2 separate regions of the Homo sapiens genome follow, and region 1 is linked to region 2. The links are chromatin contacts, found by Hi-C in ENCODE. All regions are on one chromosome and are shown on one strand. Each heading gives the region's core, a stretch centred on a gene start or an enhancer-like site at or near the end of the contact. The rest is flanking DNA. Distances are from core to core; before and after follow the strand shown.

Region 1 (6,306 bases), core at 1,973-4,472, 650 kb after region 2:
TAATTCAGATGAGAACACACAGCCTTTTCTTGTATTTTCATTTGATTAGATTAATGCTCATTTCAAGGACATTGAAAAACACTTGGTTCTCATGAAAATGCTCATATTCAGAAAACTTTCACACATCAGGTATTCACTGATCAAACGGATGAGGTATTTGGAGCTGATGCCATGTCAGGCACTGAATGCTGCCTGAGATGAGCACGCACCCAGGACAACAAAACTTCGGCACCCCGCCCCCCGCCCCCGATGCCTAATGAAGAAGAGAATTGATACCCAATACCCTTTGGGTCTGAGAATGACAACTTGTAATTTTTTTAAAGTTTTCGTTTTAGTAAAATACATGTAACATAAAATTTACCATATTAACTGTTTTTTTCAGGGTACAGTTCGGTAGTATTAATGCACACTCACAATGGTTGTACAATCTCCAGAACTTTCTCATCTTATGAAACTGAAACTCTGTCCCCAATAAACAGCGATTCCCCATTGCCCTCCCCTTAGTCCCCTGGCAGCCACCCTTCTATTTTCTATGGGTTTGAATACACTACCTACCTCACTGGGTGAAATCACACAGTGTCTCTGGTTTTGTGACTGGTGTGTTTGACTCTGCATAATGTCTTCAGGGTTCATCCGTGTCGTAGCCTGTGTCAGAATGTGCTTCCTTTTTCATGGCTGAGTAGTGTTCCATGGTATGGATATGCCACATATTGTTCATCCATTCATCCATCTGCAGACCCTTGGGATGCCTCTACTTTTTGGCTTTTGTGAAGGATGCCACTGTGAACGTGGGCATGCCAGTGACTCCTAGAAGCCCTGTGTCCTGCTTTCTGGGTGTATCACCACAGTGGTAAGGCTGGGTCATGTGGGGAATGGCAGCTTTTAACAGGCACTTATCCCTGCCTTCCAGGCGCCTTCAGGAGGAAGACCAGCAGTTTAGAACCTCATCTCTGCCGGCCATCCCCAATCCTTTTCCTGAACTCTGTGGCCCTGGGAGCCCCCCTGTGCTCACGCCGGGTTCTTTACCTCCGAGCCAGGCCGCCGCAAAGCAGGTGAGTGTGCCCCTGGCTGGAGCCCAGGCTGAGGGATATGCCAGATTATTGGGATCTGCACAGATGTGCCAGATTATTACTTTGGGAAGAAGGGCGGGAAGTCCTGGGATCTTCTCTCTCAGTTCTTTTCTTGTTGTCACAGTACTTGTTGTCCTATGAGGCCGATACAGTTTGGATGTTGTCCCCTCCAAATCCCATGTGGAATTGTAATCCCCAATTTTGGAGGCAGGGCCTGGTGGGAGGTGATTGGATCTTAGGGGTAGATTCCTCATGGCTTGGTGCTGTCCTCACAATAGTAAGTTCTCACGAGATCTGGTTGTTTAAAAGTGCGTGTCATCTCCTCCCCTTGCTCCCACTCCTGCTGTGCGAGACGCCAGTTCCTGCTTTGCCTTCTGGCATGATTGTAAGCTCCTAAGTCCTCATCAGAAGCCGAGCACATGCCCGCACCATGATTCTTGTACAGGCTGCAGAACCATGAACCAATTAAACCTCTTTTCATTATTGATCAAAACTCTGTTTTATCTTTATATTTTAGAAAAAGTCTCATAAAAAATGGCAAATAATAACAATGATTTGATGTTTAAAGATGAATCTTAGTTCTTTGAAAAAGTTTCACCACTGGCTCAATAATAGGTGTGAAAATGCTGGGCTCACCCGGGCACCTGGATGTCAGTACACAGGAGTTGAAGAGTTTCTGTCTTGTAGTCCTGACTTTGAATATGATCTGCCGAAAGCAGAAGAGTTTCCATTGGACCCGCAGGGCAATAACCTCCTTTTTGAACTTGTAGTTTCTACTTAAAGTAGATCCATGAAGTAGATAGGACACAACCATTGTCCCCATATGAGGAAACTGAGGCACAGAGCATTTCAGTAATGTGTCCAAGGTCAAACAGCCAACAAGTCAGCTTAGCAGAGAAACTGGCAGAGAAAGGGGTTGAAAGTTCCTCCCCACCGGTTGGCAGGGCTGTGAGCCAGGATGGGCTGCAGCCTCTGGAGGAAGACCCCTAGGGGTGGAGGTGATCATTAGAACAACTGCGCCATCTGATGTTTATGGAGTGAGGGATTTCTGTGTGCCAGGCCTTGTCGTAAGTGGTGGATATGTTTATTTTTTGTTTATTTATATGTTCATTTACTCCTCATGCCATCCCGTATGAATTAAGTACGCATGTTCCCTCTGTTCCACAGTTGAGGGAAGGGAGGCCCCTGTAAGCAGCTGAGCTGAGTGTGGCTGAGACCTGATGGTGCGGCTGAGTGTGACCCGGCCTCAGAATCGGAGCCTGTGATTGCAGCCACTGTGCTGATTGGCTTCCCGGGACTTTGACTTTCCTTCTGCTAAATGCATATTTAGAAGTCATTTTGCCCTTCTACTTGAATCATCTCTTCTCCCTACTTGCTCTCACTTCCCTACCTTTGCTGTTCTCAAGCAAGACAGGCCAGCCATCCCTTTCTCTGCAAATCTGCCTGTCCTGTGCCATGCAAGGTCTGTCCTCTTGAGAGAGAGACCTTTTTCCAATACCCGCTGGCTCCCAAGTGTGGGTCCCGTTCTGACCTCAGGCCCCCGGAGCAGGCTGCATTATGGCACTATCAAAACTTAGAAGGTGAGGTAAGTGTCCCTCATCTGGGAGCCAGCACTGGCTGGGCTTGTGCACTTTGTCACATGTCTAAAGTGCATCTGGGATGTCTACCTCGCTGGTGACCTTCTGCTTCAAATAAGGATCCAGACAAGCTGTCTGTGGGTTTTGTCACTGAGGTTGTTTACAGAGCTACCCATTCTAAAATAAGACCATGAAAATATTATCTGGCTCTCTCAGCCTTTGGCAAGAAAATTGGCCTCCACCCCCAGGGATTGTCCAAATTTGTAAGCAGAACAAGGAAACCGGGGAATTTTGCCTGCTGGTGTTTTTCTTGGGATCAGAGCTTGTTCCCCATGAGAACGTGGCATTGGTGTCTGTGTCACTCGTGTCCTCAAGCCCACAGAAACGACCAGGAAGGATGTTTCTCACTCAGAACTAGAACTACTTGTAGAAAGTCCTTGTTCTTTGTTCTTTTTTTTTTTTTCCCGACTTGCTTGAAGGGATATTTCTTTATCTGTACTTGGTGTTGACTTCTGATCTCATGAAAAGTGTGTTTTCTCAGTGCAGTCGGTAGCAAGTGCTGGACAACCTCCAGCCACTTCCCAGGGCTTTGGATCTAGGATCACGGTGGGGGATGGTGCTGGGCAAAGAGCTTTGGCTCCATTCCTTGCCCCTTGCTTGAGGAAAAGAGAAATCTGATGTTCTTCTTCCCTTCATTCAAGTCAGAGGAAGTAATGCTGAGACCAAGGTCTAGTCAAGGATTCTGAAGTAGTAGAAAAATTGACAAAGTGGACCCGATACATAAAGTGGCTTTGCTCACAGGGAAGAACTCAGTTAACGTAGGAAAAGAAGAAAGCATAACGAAATCTATGGAAGGTAATGGGATAGTGAGGTGATTGGAAACTTCCTCATTCATGTCATTATGTTCACTATTAAATAGCAGATTCATGAAGAAGGCAACGGGAGGAAAAAGTAGAGATATTTAAACTTCCATGAGAAAGGAAAAATCATTCTTGCCCAAGCTTTGTAGGCAAAGCCTTCTGAAATTCCCACACAGGCATTAGTACCTTTCTTCTGCCTCTCTCCTTTTTTTTTTTTTTTTTTTGAGACAGAGTCTCGCTCTGTCGCCCAGGCTGCTGGAGTGCAGTGGCGCAATCTCGGCTCACTGCAAGCTCTGCCTCCTGGGTTCACGCCAGTCTCCTGCCTCAGCCTCCTGAGTAGCTGGGACTACAGGCGCCCGCCACCACGCCCGGCTAATTTTTTGTATTTTTAGTAGAGACGGGGTTTCACCGTGTTAGCCAGGATGGTCTCGATCTCCTGTCCTTGTGATCCGCCCACCTCGGCCTCCCAAAGTGCTGGGATTACAGATGTGAGCCACTGCGCCTGGCCCTGCCTCTCTCCTTTTTAAGTGACTCCTTGGTAGCTCCGTAATGTGATAAGAGATCAGATGCTGGTGTCCAGAGACCCCAGGTCTGAGAGCAAGCAACTACCATGATGTGGACCTGGCGCTCCTCACAGCATGCTGAGCCCCCTGGCCCGCGTGCTGGGACAGGGTGGGAGAGTGGCAGTGGTCTCACTGCAGCATTTGTGGGCCCTCACGGATCTGAGTTCCACCTGCAGCTCTGGTGTGTCTCCTTTCTAGACATGTAAGATACAAGCTCAGTGCCCTGTAAAGGCTACGGGCCAATGGGACTTGATGAAAGGAAGGAGGGGAGGGAAAATTCTGCATGGGAGTAGTCATGGGTAGAGAAGAGCCCTCAGCCTCCTATTCAACAGCACGCGATTCCTCCAATGCCGCCTCCCTCTGAGCTCTCTGCCTTCGCTCACCTTGAGCCCCTACAACGGGCCGGGTGTTTTGCCAGACCCTGAGACCAAGAGGTTGACCGCAAAGTGGGCCCTGCTCTCGTGAGCTTAGCACGATGGTGACAGAGTGAAGAGCTATCTGAGAGGAAGCAGGATGGAGTAGTTGGTAGTCTAAGACGTGGCAGGCATGTGCCAAAAGAGAGCAGCCATTATTCTATCTAGAAGGACAGGGAGGTCTTCCCCAGCTGCCTTGCGTCCTCTCCCTGGGGATCCCAGAGCATGCAGCAGCCCCAGGCAGGCTTACCAAGTTCTTCCACGATGACTGCACCCTGGCTTCGTGACCCTGCATTGGCCAGGTTCTTCCTGAGTGCTGTGCTGAGTTTGCTAAGGGTACCCATGGGGCTTGCCTGAGTCATCTGGGTTGGCGGGAATAGCTGAGTTTCAAACCTGTGATCCTCCAGCTGTGGGGGAGACGTACACCGGCGCAAAGGGGGCTACTTCTGATCGGAGATCCACGTGCTGGGATGTCACCGTCTGACAGCCCACTCATTCCTTCCTGCCTGGCTGTCCTTCACCTGCCCTGGATTCAACTTCCTCACCCTGCCCAGGCTCTGCTTCCTCTTCTGGGTCTGGGGTCCTGCCCAGGTGCTTCTACAGAAGCAGTGCAGGGTCGGTCTCACCTCCCTGGTCCCACCCAGGCTCGTTGCTACCCCCACGTGGGGTGGCACCCGCCCTGCAGCTGCTCAGCATTTGGCCAGGGGGAGCCCTGAGAGCAGTTTGTCCAACGTGTTATGGGTTCCAAACCTGGGCCGGTCAGACCCTTGGTGGAAGCATGGAAATCTGGAGCCAGTAAACCCAGGCACTTCCACGCACCTCTGCCACTGGCTCATGGGCCCTCACTGGTGTTTGGGTGCTCATAAATAGTGTGAGATGTTTTGGAGTTGTCTTTCTAGACTTCTTGGGCTTTCTGTTTTATTTTGTTGTTGATGATGAATTTTAAAACAGCAATGTTTTGGCTTGTTAATATTTAAGCCAGAGTCTATTGGTCTTGCGTTTACCTGAGGTTGTACTCTATGGCTTCACCATTAAAGTGAGAGAGCACACAGACCTATTCCCTCACGGAAGGCAAAAACTGATGTTAGAGCAGACATCCCCCTTTGCTCTGGGAGAGTGCATAGAGGAACCGTGATGTATGGTTTTACATAGTGTCTGTTAGAGGTGACAGCAGTCCTCCTTGTCAGCAGTGAGTGACTTTCATTGGAAGGTATAGCTTCTGTGGAGATGATTCCATCATTTATTAAATGGCATTTAATTTTATTCAGTGGTTTGATTTATTTAAGTTTAATAATACCTCGTCATTGACTTACCAAAAATACAAATACATAAGAATTTCTTTCTGAGTGTTTAATTTCTTTCCTCTAAAAGGTGGTGAAATTAAATTAGTCATTGTTCAGGAAACTGGATATTTGTGGTAAAAATCAACAGGGTATTTTTAACTGCTTTGTGACTCATTTGAAAAGACAGGCTGTTGTGGTAAGGGTGATTGATATAGCAAAGACTTGTGAGCCCTGAGGCCAAGCACCATGCTCCGGCCGGAGAGGCTGGGCTCACGGTCTAGTTGGTGCCACTGGGTCTCTGTGGTGAGGCTGCCTTTGATCTTGGTGCCCTGGCAGACACTGGCTGCAGTGGTCCTCCTTTGCGTCAGACCCTCCGGGGCCTTCTGAGTTGAGGAAGCGCCATGCAGTGTGCCTGGAGCTGGCCTCGGGTGTCGGGAGGGAGGGGCACCACAGAAGGATGTGCTCCGAGACCTGGGACTTGGGCCAGGTGCCAGACAATCCTGGGTAAATACCAGAGCTGTCCCCCCTGCCCCCACAGAC
Region 2 (6,767 bases), core at 49-2,548:
ACAGGTGTAAGCCACTGTGCTCCGCAGGGTGCTTTTAGACAGAGAGGCCAGGAAAGGCTCCTTGGGGAGACCACGGGATGAAAAGGAGGAGGAAGAGCACTGTGGAGCAGCATCCCAGCCAGAGGCCCTGAGCCGGGAAAGCGCTCCACTCATGGGAGGCTGGGCTGCAGGGAAGTGAGCCCCAGGGCCACCTGGGGACTTAGGAAACCTTCTAGGTGGGAGCAGGGAGCACCCAAGATCTGCCAGCCACGAGTAAGGACTCACATTTTGCATATAGACTGGTCTGCCCCCCCTTCAGTTAATGAGAAAGCAGGGGATCAGAGGGAGGAAGGCTGCGCAGGCCTCTGGATACCTCATCCAATGACAAGATCGCAAGGGGAGCGTCACCCCCAACGCTATCAGGCTCGCCCGATCTGGCCTCTTGTTGGTCTTTTATTCGAGTCATTGAAACCATATGAAACTGCCACTTTTATAGGTCAGCCCATCATACCAACCAAGATCTTAGAGAGTGGAGGTGAAGTTGGGCAGATAAGGGACCTCTGGCTGACTTGCTCTGGGCCCCGGCGTGGCCGGCAGGACCTGCATATCTGCCCGCCAGCCCGCACTGGAGTGGCAGGGTTGTGCCACAGTAGCGCCCAGTGAATCAGGTTGGCAAACTTAAGCGAGCATTCACCTAGAGCGAGTGAGTTGTTAGCAAAGCGAGGCCGCGCTCCAGCCCGCACTGTTTCTGATTCCGTGGGACCTGGTGGGCCCCAGAAATCTGCATTTCTAACAAGTTCCCAGGTGTTCCTGACGCTCCCGGTCGGGACTCCCACTTTGCGACCCTACGCACTAGACATTTGCTGCACGGATAAAGGTCAGAGAGCGGTGCCGGACACTCACTTCTCACCCTCCAACGTCAGTCCTCCCGGGCTGGTCCGCCCACCTCGCCCTCGCACGGCCTCCAGGCTCCAGGTGGTTCCCCTCCCCCAACTCCGCCAGGAGGCGCCGGCCCCGGGATCCCCCACTCCGCCCAGAGAGGGTCGCGCTCCCCCCAGGGGTGGAGGAGCACGGGGAGAAGCCCTCTGCCGCACCCGCGGGTGTCGGTGCAGGGCCCAGGTGCCGGAGGATTCCTTCCCCGGACGCTCGCCGCGGGCCGGGTCGGGACTCTGAGCAGGCGGGGCGGGGCGGGGCGGGGGCGGCGCTCCGGTGGGCGCGGCAGAGCAGCCGGGGCGGGGGCGCGGCGCACCTTGCTCCCGGCGCCCCCGCCCCGCGCCGCCGCCAGCCCCTCCCTGCGCTCCCGGCGCCCCCGCCCGCTAGAGACGATTCCAGCCCCTTCCGTCCGCCGCGCTCCGCCGCTGTCCTCCGCCGGCCCGCGTGGGAGGACGATGGGTCAGCGCGGAAAAAGTGAATGAGGGCGGCAGCGGTGGCGGCGGTAGCCAGCGCCTGACTCGGCGGGCCCGGAGCACCGCCCGCGTCCCGGCCCCCGGCACCATGGACGCGCCGCGCGCCTCGGCGGCCAAGCCCCCGACCGGGTAAGCGGCCCCGCGGTCGGGCGGGGTGGAGAGGGGGCTTCCCTGGGCTCGGACGCCCGCGTCCGCACCGCGCGCTCCCGGGCAGGGCGCCCTCTCTGCCGCCCCAGCGGGTGCTGGTGGTAGTGGTGGAGCAGGTGGTGCGGTGCTGGTGTTGGGTGCTGGTGTTGGGTGGTGGTGCGTGCTGTGTACTTTGGGCACCCGGGTCGTTGCCCAGGTAACCGTGTCGGGCCGGGGCCGGAGCGCACTTTTCGCGCGGGGTGGTTTGTATGCAGGCGTCCTTATGGGGGTCCCCGCCAGCACAGCCCCCACTCAGCTCCGAGCTTTCCTCAGGCCCCCCAAGTGTTTGCCGTAGGGGTGGAGCGGGGAGCGAGGGGACGCCCGGCCTTTGACTCCGGCCTCTTCCCTGCGGGCTTGCCCCTGGCCGGTTCCCATCAAGTCTTCCCTCTCCCGGCCTCGGCGGCAGCCCCAGGATCGGCTCTCCCGGCAGCGTGGAGGGGAGGGCTCCCCGGCTTCGCAGCCGCCCGGGCCCCGCGTTCTCGGAAGGTGTTCGGATTGCCCGGAGGGTTTCATGGCAGCAGCTCTCCCTCCCTGCCTTTATTCCAGGGTCTCCCCTGGCAGTGGAAGGGGCGTCCTAGTGGGGCCAGGCCTGAGGCGCAGACATCCGTAGCGGACCCGCGAGTCTGGCGGCCCATCCCTGTCTTCGCGATTCCGCTTTTGCCCAAACCTCTCCCGGTTTCTGTTTGCTATCCCCACACCTTGCGTGCAGGGATTACACGTCACATTCAGGATTTGACTCTCAGAAAGAGTAATTTCCCTCAAACAGGACGAGCAGCCCTGCTCATTATTCAGACCCCGAGCCAGGTGCGCCGTGCTCATCCCGGCCAGCGGTGCAGGCTGGGCCGCGGGGTAGCGCGCAGTCCCGGTGGACTTTGTAGTTTTCAGCGCGGCGCGCCGGGGACCTTCGAACTCGCTCGCTCGCCTGGAGCAAATGTGTATGAGTCTTGCAAATGGAATGAGGGTTGGGGTGAGCCCTGCACCTGCTTACTGAATGGGCCCACTTTCTGCTATGGCAACTGGACTTGAAGGAGGCAGCTTTGGGGACAACAAATCTTTTTTTCTGTTACAGTTGTGTCCCACTGACTCACCCTGCCCATGTGCCCATAGGCGGGCGTGTTGCCCAAGTGTGTAAAAGACTTTCAGTCGGGCTCTTTTTAAAATTTTAAAGTTTTCCTTTAATGCCAGGAAAAGGTGAGCCAGGTTAGCAAATCAAATAATCCTGAAGCTGAGGAATGTTAAAAAGAAGTTTTCTTTCTCTCTCTCTTTTTTTTTTTTTGCAGTGCACTTACTGGTGGTTATATAATTCTCTTTGAACAAACAAATTCCCCAGAAAGAAAGTAAATGTGGGAAATCCTTTTTCATGGTAATAGGCATCCCAAAATAACAGGGAAATGTGAAACAGAGGTATCTTTAAATCTGTGGCTTTCATAGCCTATTAAATGAGCCTATTTAAGGACACTGAATTATTTTGTCACTATCACCTTATAAATAAATATGAAGACAGAGAGAACATTTAAAAGGCCGGCAAAACTGTATCCAAAGAGTATCTGTAAGATCCTTGAAGGGAGTCTAATGATAGAAGTGAAAGGACTTACCCTAAGAGCGTGGCACTCTTTTCAGCCTGGTACTGTGTGGCAAGAGGTAGTCGAGGGCTGGCCTTCTCAGGGCTTCCCAGAGCTCTGATTGGCTTTCATATTTGAATTGCAAAGTAAAACTAAGGATTTTTGCTATGGAAAACATGAAATTATTCCTGATGCATTCAGTTCTTTCCCTCACTCATATCCAGTGTCTAATTTACTTGTCCGAACATCTTTGTCCAAGAAATGTAGACATATTATTTTTAACTTCTATTGTTCTCACTTTGTCATTTGTTAATACTTTCAGTGAAGAAGCATCAAGAAAATGTTAATATCCTTATATTTTTTCAGACAAGAATTACGTGTTTAATAAGCAATTTTGTGTTCAAATCTGAGGAGATAAATGGTGTTAGGTCTTCGAATATTTTATATAATTTAGGTGTATGCTTGCTAATTATAAAGGTTAGATATTGCTGTGAAATTTGTGGCTTTAGTACATTATTGGTGGCAGGCAGATTCTGTTGGCTCTTCACTGAGATTACTCCTCTGTTCCCTGAGATTAAGGCAGTGTTTGCAGTGTGCTTGAGGGAAATTTGTTTTCCATCTGATTCTGCAACCGTTTATTATAAAATCAAACTTTCAGTAAGCCTCTGTCTTCCCACATGATAACAAACTGATGTGGTGAAGCTGTTGCTGTTGCTGAAACTACCACTCCTCCTTGTGTTGTATAGAAACAAGCTAGACTGGGTGCAGTGAATTAACGAGATTTCACCCTGTGGCCTACAAACGCTCTTCTAGAAGATTACTGAAGGGAGATAGGTTGGTGAATGTAAACTCACTGACTCTGTGTCTGGCTAAATTATTAACAGGTAGTTATTAGTTATCTTTGTGAAAAACACAAATATACGTTTTTACTTGGATTGAAATTGTATGTTTTTTACTAGGAATTTCATTAAAACAGTGATGTATGACTTCCTTGACTCCTGGGGAAAGTGTTCTTTTAGGAAAGAGGCTGTGTGCAAAAACTAACAAGTCAGACTTGATGTGACTTTTAGGGAGTTTTAGAGCTCAGTTGAAGTATAAGAATTGACAGAATACTCAGAACACAAGTAAAGGCAAATTGCCTTTTGGTGAGGTTTTGAAGTATATTTAACTCTCTACTTTATCTGTTTACTTTGCGTTTGTCTGAATATTTATAGGAGCCATCCCAGTAGTCGGCTGTTACAGAACACAGGGCTAAATTTCCCATTGGACCCTCTGTTAATAAAGGACAGAAGAAGGCTTGCTGTTTGGCAGGACCATGCTTAATTTTTTTTTTCCTATGGAGGAAAGACATGTTTCTGTAGAATACAGTAATCTCCAATGACATGAAATGTCAAAACAGCTGGTGCATTTGATCAATGGCTGTATTCAAGCAGTTTGCTCATGTAAAAATCAGTGGAAGTTTTGCTAATCAGTTTCGTCAAAATGTGGACTTCATGTACACATAGCTGTTATTCATTTCTTTGCATAAATTTATATTTATTTAATCAAGTTATTAGAACCAAAAGAAATTTTAAAAAATTAATCGAAGTGGGTAACTTGAGCTACTCTAGTCCTGTCGGTGCCGCACATAGTATTAAGTGTAGAAGGCCTGTGACTCTTGGTAGTGACATGGGGCAGCCACAGTGACATTTTGTATGAAACCCTCATAAGCATGCAGATATTAAGAAAATATTAACTCTACACCATAATAGGAAGCTTAGGTTTCTAGGCCTTTGGCTTTTGGCTAACATGTTAGAGAAAGTGTTTACATTCTTTCAAATGAGAGCATGTATAATGAACTGTTACATAAAACTTTTCCCGTTAGATTTGAGCATTATTTTTAAAAGATATTACTTCTGAGCTACTCTTTATTTTGGCAATTCATTTAAGAAAGTAAAAGTTAAGAATTGCTTGATGTAATGTGGAGAGTAGGCCTAGGAATTTTAATGTTTTGTAATTAAAATATTTACTAATAAATTAGAAGAGTTGGACATTTCTGTGTTGCAATATCACATAGTCTCAGAGCATTTTTATTATTTCTCAGTGGTTCTATAAAGGGGATAGAACTGAAGTATGATTAAAATTTGTTACAAAGGTATTTGTTAAGTGTTGCATCTCTCCTGCCCCCAGGAACTTTTGCCTGCAGTCCCTCCTGTGTTTTCTCGTGACCTCCAGTGCACAGGTGGAGTGGATTATTATTGAGTGGAACCTTGACCCAGGCAGAGCGACAGCCCCCACGTATATGCAGGCCTGGATTCTGTGGACTTCTTAATTTGGGATCCAGGGAATGAAGTCATAATCTGTGTCCACGCAAGTGCTCCTGTAATTATTAAGAAAACAATGATTATAGGATGCATCTATACACCGTAATAAGTAGTTTAGGTTTCTAGGCCTTTTGTGCTTTGTTATAAATTTATGATTAAATTTAATTTTGTAATTGATCTGCAGTTTTGAAAAGTGAGCATAAATATTTGATACCAAAGTAGTATTAATATTTAGATCAAGGACATACAAATGTGAAATATGCTAACACTTGGTTCTGATTTAGACTTGAACTTTGTAAATACACTAAGAGTTCCTGTATTTATTTATTTTTTTGGTGGGGGGACATAATCTCACCATGTCACCCAGGCTGGAGTGCAATGGTGCGATCTCAGCTCACTGCAACCTCCACTTCCTCGGTTCAAGCGATTCTCCTGCCTCAGCCTCCGGAGTAGCTGGGATTTACAGGTGTGCACCACCACACCCAGCTAATTTTTGTATTTTTTTTTTTTTAATAGAGACGAGGTTTCACCATGTTGGCCAGGCTGGTCTTGAACTCCTAACCTTGTGATCCGCCCGCCTTGGCCTCCCAAAGTGCTGGGATTACAGGTGTGAGCCACTGCCCCCGGCTGAGGTCCTGTATTTATTATATGGTGTTTTCGTACATTCCTTCATTCTCTCCCCATCCACATTTAATTATGAAGGTTTTATGCGTTGGTTAATTTTAATTGTGTGGTTTTTTTTTTCAGTTACCTTATACTATAGCTGAAAAAAAGTTGGTATTTCATGACCCACTGAAAGCTTTTACATATCTTCATCTTTGTACTTTTTCTTTATTTAAAATACTGTAGTTATTGGTTTATATTACTACATAGAGATGTATTGATAATATGCCTTTTTACACTTTTATGATTTTCATTTATTTGAGTTGTAAATTTTAGTTTCCATCTCCCCCATTTTATACTTTGCTTTCTCGCTTCCACCTTGTCACTTGAGTGTTTCTGGATTTTTCAGGGCCACTCCCTGGCTTTCTGCTTCTGAATTGATGGGAAGCCTACGTCACTTTTCTTTCAGGGTTCCATAATTCCTTATTTTTCATCTGTCTCTTGCTGGAATAGAATTAAAACTTTTTTCCTCTTGTATACTTTATATGATTCTAGTTGCTTCTTGCAAAGCTAAGGATGGTCAATACTTTCAAGACCTAGTGCTATTTATTCTAGACTAGAGTTTGCTGTCTCCTCTGGTGCGACAATAGACAATGGGTTTCCAACAGTGTGTGTATTTTCTGCTGCCTATCTCAGGGCCATCCCTGTGCTTCTGAGCCAGCCCCTCC

Evidence for each region. A loop is a pair of places that touch in the nucleus more often than their neighbours do.
Region 1: a loop to region 2 is called in a map of esophagus muscularis mucosa, with 3 times the contacts of the local background. The contact joins the enhancer-like site here to the promoter of COBL in region 2. A Hi-C loop is called at or near these places in 1 of 168 maps with a recorded cell type or tissue (esophagus muscularis mucosa).

Annotation. Positions count from the first base shown.
Region 1 is chr7:50,664,468-50,670,773 of GRCh38, reverse strand. GRB10 (growth factor receptor bound protein 10) reads left to right here. Exons shown (of 19, transcript NM_001350814.2): 7 at 911-1,052. Among named protein-coding and RNA genes, the nearest start is that of DDC, 100 kb to the right of the region's middle. RefSeq lists enhancers at 533-1,032, 1,033-1,534. Within about 2 kb of position 3,222, at least 19 of the 41 ENCODE cell types and tissues checked have a DNase peak (open chromatin) inside an H3K27ac peak, as active enhancers do.
Region 2 is chr7:51,311,340-51,318,106 of GRCh38, reverse strand. COBL (cordon-bleu WH2 repeat protein) reads left to right here and starts at 1,298. Exons shown (of 13, transcript NM_015198.5): 1 at 1,298-1,514. The coding sequence starts at 1,474. It overlaps LOC124901633 (a long non-coding RNA gene), which reads right to left and starts at 1,123. Exons shown (of 2, transcript XR_007060324.1): 1 at 883-1,123; 2 at 1-60. RefSeq lists enhancers at 1-446, 447-1,040.